Regions from separate parts of the Homo sapiens genome. Here region 1 is linked to region 2. Evidence: chromatin loops called from intact Hi-C (ENCODE). Cell type or tissue: PC-3. All regions are shown on one strand. Each heading gives the region's core, and the rest is flanking DNA. Links, peaks and the distances in the headings are about the cores only.

Region 1 (2,917 bases), core at 89-2,588, 56 kb after region 2:
CGTCAAAAGGCAGAGTAAGGGTGAATGTGCTCCCTTCTTGAGCTGGGGCATCTATCTTCTGGCCTCAGACATCAGACCTATGTATATACATCAGGCCTATGTGTGTACCTCTCTATATATCCTATATATTGATATAAGATATATATCTATATAGATCTATAGATCAATAGGACAGATCTATATATAGGATATATACATCTATATATCCTATTCCTAGATATAGGATCCAATATATAGATCTATATATCCTATTGCTTCTGTTTCTCTTGAGGGCACTAATACAGCTTCTTTAGGATCTTTCCGTTTAAAAGAGAAAAGGAGGATGGCAAGGAAAAGATTTTCCTTTGACATTTAGTTCACTTGGAGGACTGTATTTACTGAAACATTTCTATGGGCTTCATTTTATAAAGGCAACCATACACAATCTGTCCATGTCAGTAGACACATAACATCCACACCCCCAGGCAATTTAAGATTAGAAAGCTCAGATCTGGTTGGCCTCGGTGTGCTCATTTGACTCCATTTTTCTTTCCTCATCTGCAAGATATTCAACATTATTATGTCAATGGATTGATTGTATTGAGGAAGAAGAGGAGATGTCACTAAAGTTGGACATCACTACTTTTTTCCCGGTTTTTCAAAGGTTTGTAGCATGGAAACAAATCTCTCTAGACTAAACTACACAAGAAGCCAATCCCCTTCATATGAAAAACATTCCACTTGACAGGACAAATCCTTTGATTTTTTTGCAAGGAAATTTTATGAAAGAGCCTGGAAGCTTGTTTACAGAGACTAGAAAAGAATAAGCTCCGTGGAGAGCTCTTTCCTGAGACCTGAACACCCAACTGTCTGCTGGACATCATTTTCTTAGACACCCCCAAATTCAACATGTCTAAAACAGAACCTATTGTCTCTTCTCCCTACCCCTCCAACCCTGCTCCACTGAAGTTGCTATCTTATTGATGCCACCATCTTCCACCCAGGTGTCCAAGCTAGAAACCAAAGAATCCTCCGTGAGGCCTTTCTCTCGCATCCTCTCCGCTATCCAGTTAGTTACTAATTCCTGTTACTGCTGCTTCCTACATTTCTCAAATATTTATCCACTTCTCTTCATTTTCACTGCCTGCCCTCCCCTGGTGGCGGCTCTGAGCATCTCTCATCTGGATCACTGCACCAGCCTCTTAATGGGGGGCCCTACCTCCTGCCTTGCCCTCCATCTGTTCCCTACATGCAAGAGAGTGATCCTTCTAAAATGCAAATCTGAACCCATCAGTTTTCTGCTGAAGATCCTTCCATAGCTCCCTACTGGGAATAAAGGTCAAACAATGCTTAGAAAGAACTTCTTTGTTTGAACTGGTTTATCTCTTCAAAGTCTTGACTAACCACTCCTACCCTCTCCTACTCCATCCTTGAGCTGTGAAAACTTGTAGGTCCCAGATGAATCTGCCTTGCGGTCTGTCTCCTCTTGGCCTTTGCATATAGTAGCCTCACAGCATGGAACACTCTTTACTCTCACTCTTCGCCTAGAAAACTGCTACTGCCCCTTCAGATCTCAGCTTAGAAGCCTCTTTCCAACTTAGCTTACATGCTTCCATAGCACAGCCTGTATGTCCCATTTCAAAGCTCTTGCCTCACTTGGGAATGCAAATGTCTATTTACTCATTTGGTTGTATTCACTGCTAAAATATATGCTTCTTATATGACATGTTAGAAAAGGCAAAACTATAGTGACAGAAAGCAGATCAGTGGTTGCCAGTAGCTGGGGGGAGGGTAGGAGATTGACTACAAGCAGTGCAAGCAATCTTTTCAGGGTGATGTAAATATTCTCTATCTTGATCCTAGTAGTGGTTATACTACCCCGTGCATTTGTCAAAATGCATCAAACTTTACACTTAAAATGAGTGAATTTTATTGTATAGCAAGTATACCTCAATAAAGCTGGTTGTAAGAAAAATTAATATGTGATCCTCCAGGGCAGGTTTATACTTAGAACCATCCCTGGCTCATAGTAAGTGCCTACAATAGGTAATTGTTAAACCAATGAATGGATAAACAAATCAATATTATTTCCTTTCCCCTATTGTTTTGTACAATTGGAATAAATTATTTTTTTAAAGATGTGCTTAAAAAGTGTTCATTTATGACCTACCTTGTCATCCCAGCAGTGGAATCAAATTTCTTTCAGTGAAACATGTAAACGTAAGACCTGTGCATGTCTTATGGGAGAAAATGTTTCCAGGATGAACTCACTCAGAGGAGGAGACAGCATTACAGTGGCGCCAGACAGCTGCAGCTCTACTTGCCCTAGGCACGAAGAGGGTGAGAAACAAATGCTTCAGGGGACTGGCTAGCAGCAGTTCTGAGGCCTGCTGCCCTGAAGCTTCTTTTCTGCAGCTCCTGGCTGATCCGGGTTCTGGATGCATCATGTCTTGAAGGCACTGACAATATCCACTTCCTATTCCTTAGCTGCATATGTCTTCCTTCTCATGGACTAGGGTGAAGGCCTGGTGCTGATGCAGAGAGACTAACTAGAGACAAGTACCTGCTTTGGCCTGAGACATCTTTGACCAGAGGCACAGGATGTACTTGCTTAACGGTAACCTATACCAGGGTTAACCCTTGCCCAGCTGTTCCAGGTTAGGAGCCCTTTCTGCACTGACAGTCTCCTTCAAGAACAAAAGAATATTTTGAATTGGAAAAGATTAGCTTGCTCTTTCCTTCATTTTCAGTTGAGGAAACTGAGGTCAGAAAGGGTGAGAGACTTGGCTGGACTATGACGAGATCACTGGGACTGGAACCTTGTTTCTGCACTTGAGGGCCAGCTGCCAGCAGCCTCCCTGCACCACTCCCAGGTGGTTTGCTCGTCCCAACGCACTGCAGTGCGGGGAAGGAGTGTGCTCTCCTTCATAACCCAGCA
Region 2 (2,917 bases), core at 234-2,733:
ATCAGGTTTTAAGCTATCAGGAAATTTCTTCCTTCAGAGAGATTAGAAGACCTACCTGTTTCTCCTGGACGTGAAACATAGAGTTCCAGTAACCATAGCCATACAGAAGATATGTCTCCCAGAGCCACACTAAAGTCATCACTTCCAGTCACTCTCATCTAAGACATTGGTAGTTAAACACATTTTAATCTGTGGCATTGAACAAAGGTGATATTTCTATGCTGTCAAGTGCTAGTAGAGTAAATGAAAGACTAAAATAACAAATTGAAAATGCTCCTATCTTTGAAAAAAACCTTTTTTTATTATTAAGAATATCAACCTCTTTATTAAAAAATTAGAAAATGCAAGTAAATTAAAAGAAGGAGCCTGTAATCCCACCATCCAGAGGAAACATGGTTGATCTGTTTCTATAGTGTATATTCTTCTAGACTACTGAATAATCGTATGCACCTTGAAAAACTTACATAATATAGAAAAAAAATCTTTTGCACAAATAGTATTATATCCAGTCCTTTTAAAATAATCTGGACTTTTAATTCCAGAGGTCCTGACATGATCTCTTTCCTTTGAAAAGCAAAGCCTGCCATCTGGTTTCTGCAGGTCATTAAAGGGTTTTTGCTGGAGTTTATCCTGGCAGGGGACTGCCAGGCAGTTGGGCTTCGGTGGCAAGTCCTGACTCACCAAGTCGGCGGCATCACATGACAACTTGCTCCAGCCTCTCCTTTGTAATGAATTTGGCTTCTACTGCTACACAAAACACCCTTGGAGACTAAAACCTACAAATGTTATGCATTCCTAGACTTGGAGAGAAACTATAGCTACCAAGCCCATTCTTTGTCCTAGATTCAAATGAAAACACTGTAATGTGACCTCCCACGGGTTTTCCTCTATAATAAATTTACAGAACTTCTGAAAAGATTACTAATAATTAATTATTTCCTTGTCCCCTCCCACCCCTTGTCAAATGACTCTGAAATCTAATTTCTTTTCCTTCTGACAAACAGAAAAAGGAAAGCTACGAAAGCTCCCTGTACAATTCCCTCACCTGTTTACAGCCCATTCTTATTTCAACAATCCTAGGAACTGGCAGAAAGAGAGGGTGCAGGGAAGAAAGGGTGTTACTTGTCACCCAGTGCAAGCAAACAAGATGTTGTGAAAGAAATTATGTCCTTCCAAAATTTGTATGTCAAAGGGCCTTTAAAGAGGTAATTAGGTGGCCGGGCACAGTGGCTCACACCTGTAATCCCAGCACTTTGGGAGGCCGAGGTGGGAGGATCACTTGGGCCCAGGAATTCAAGACTAACTTGGACAGCATAGTGAAACCCCACCTCTATTTGTTTTTAATTTTTTAAAAAGAGGTAATTAGGTTGAATGAGGTCATTGGGTGGGGCCCTAATGTAATCTGACTGATTTCCTTGTAAGAAGAGGGAGAGGCACCAGGGGTCCACACCCGAAGAGGGATAACTGTGTGAAGAGGCAGCAGGAGAGCAGCCATGTGCAAGCCAAGGAAAGAGACCTGAGGGGAATCCAACTCTGCTGGCACCTTGATCTTGGATGTCCACCCTCCAGGACCGCAAGAAAATACATTTCTGTTGTTTAAGCCATGCAGTCTTTGGTACTTTGTTCTGGCAGCCTGAGCAGATTAATACACAAGGCAAAAGGACACCTAAAACGTTTCCCTGAAGAACTATCTAGACTGTCCCCTGGATGAATCTCCTCAGTCCAGCAACCTTACAAAGCACACACACACACACACACACACACACACACACACACACACACAAATGTGTCCAAAGAAGTTCAGTAACTACCAAATGATTAAACTTAGAGCTTGACTATTTACAATCAACGCTGTCTTCCCAAAGGTTACATCTTAAAGGCTCTTGTCTGGTGTGTGTGTATTCTTCCTTCTAGCTCTCCAGTCATGCTCTCTTGAGTCATTTCACAGCTCCCTAATTGGTTTTATATTTTTCCAAGTGCCAGTGTTCTGATAAAAGCTGTTTACAGCCTCACCACTTGTGGCAGAGGAGGTGGAGGGAGGTGGAGGGACTGTTGACAGAAGCTGTTTCTAAGAAACTCATCTCTTGTTTCCATTGATACAGTCTGTGATGGAAGAAGAATCCTAAGGGACAAACTTAGGGAACAAAATATAAAATACCAAGCAGGGGAGTGATTCCTTGCAGGGCGATATTCACACATCATTCAACAGCTGTGGATGGAACTCCTCCTCTGTGCCAGGGCGGTAATATGACCTCCCATGGGTTTTCCTCAGTAATAAACCTATGGGACTTCTAAAAAGATTATTAATAATTAAGTAACAGTTTCCTTGCCCCCCTCCTAACCCTTGTCAAATGACTCCAAAATCTAATTTCTTTTCCTTCTGATGAACAGAAAAAGGAAAGCTAATCTTGAAACTCCCTGCACCGTTCTCAAACCTGTTTACAGCTCATTCCTGTTTCAACAGTCCTAGGAACTGGCAGAAAGAGTGGGTGCAGGGGATCTAGCCATGAGAAGTTAGCCATGAATGAGTTAATGGTCCAGTTAAGTGTGATGTTTTAATTAATGAACCCTAAGACTAACGCTGCTTTAAAACAAAACTGCATGCATTAAAAAAAAAAAATCTCACATTCTGAAGGCACCATAGAGATGTTTGGTGATTAGAATGAGGAAAGGAGGAGAGGGGATGGACTCTCTGGAGGGCTAAGAGGCAGGAGTGGAGTGAGGCAGTAGTTCCCTTAGAAGGCAGAGACAAGAGGAGGCAGGGGCTAAGGAAGAGGAAGACTTGACCTTCTCTCAGCTGTAACTGCAGGGCAGGTCGCAGCTCAGCACAAATGCTGGGCTCCTGGCATGGCTTCCTCTGGTAAAAACGTTTTCTGACAATGAGATGTGAGGTTGGACCATGTCCTCTTGGTTAATT

What was found. A loop is a pair of places that touch in the nucleus more often than their neighbours do. Peaks named below come from ENCODE experiments on the same cell type or tissue, not always from the same donor. Only the 100,000 strongest peaks of a DNase experiment are listed, where the experiment ranks them.
Region 1: it touches region 2 in a loop (5-fold over the local background); 4 of 110 quality-filtered maps call a loop at or near these places.

Annotation. Positions count from the first base shown.
Region 1 is chr6:106,747,485-106,750,401 of GRCh38, forward strand. The region is part of intron 1 of LINC02532 (long intergenic non-protein coding RNA 2532); the gene reads right to left. Among named protein-coding and RNA genes, the nearest start is that of MIR587, 35 kb to the right of the region's middle. RefSeq lists an enhancer at 863-1,788. In PC-3, for the core only: a CTCF peak has its summit at 1,152 (motif pointing left); no DNase peak of the experiment used is centred there; H3K27ac peaks cover 2,357 bases.
Region 2 is chr6:106,691,580-106,694,496 of GRCh38, forward strand. No RefSeq gene overlaps it. Among named protein-coding and RNA genes, the nearest start is that of LINC02526, 2.4 kb to the right of the region's middle. In PC-3, for the core only: no CTCF peak of the experiment used is centred there; no DNase peak of the experiment used is centred there.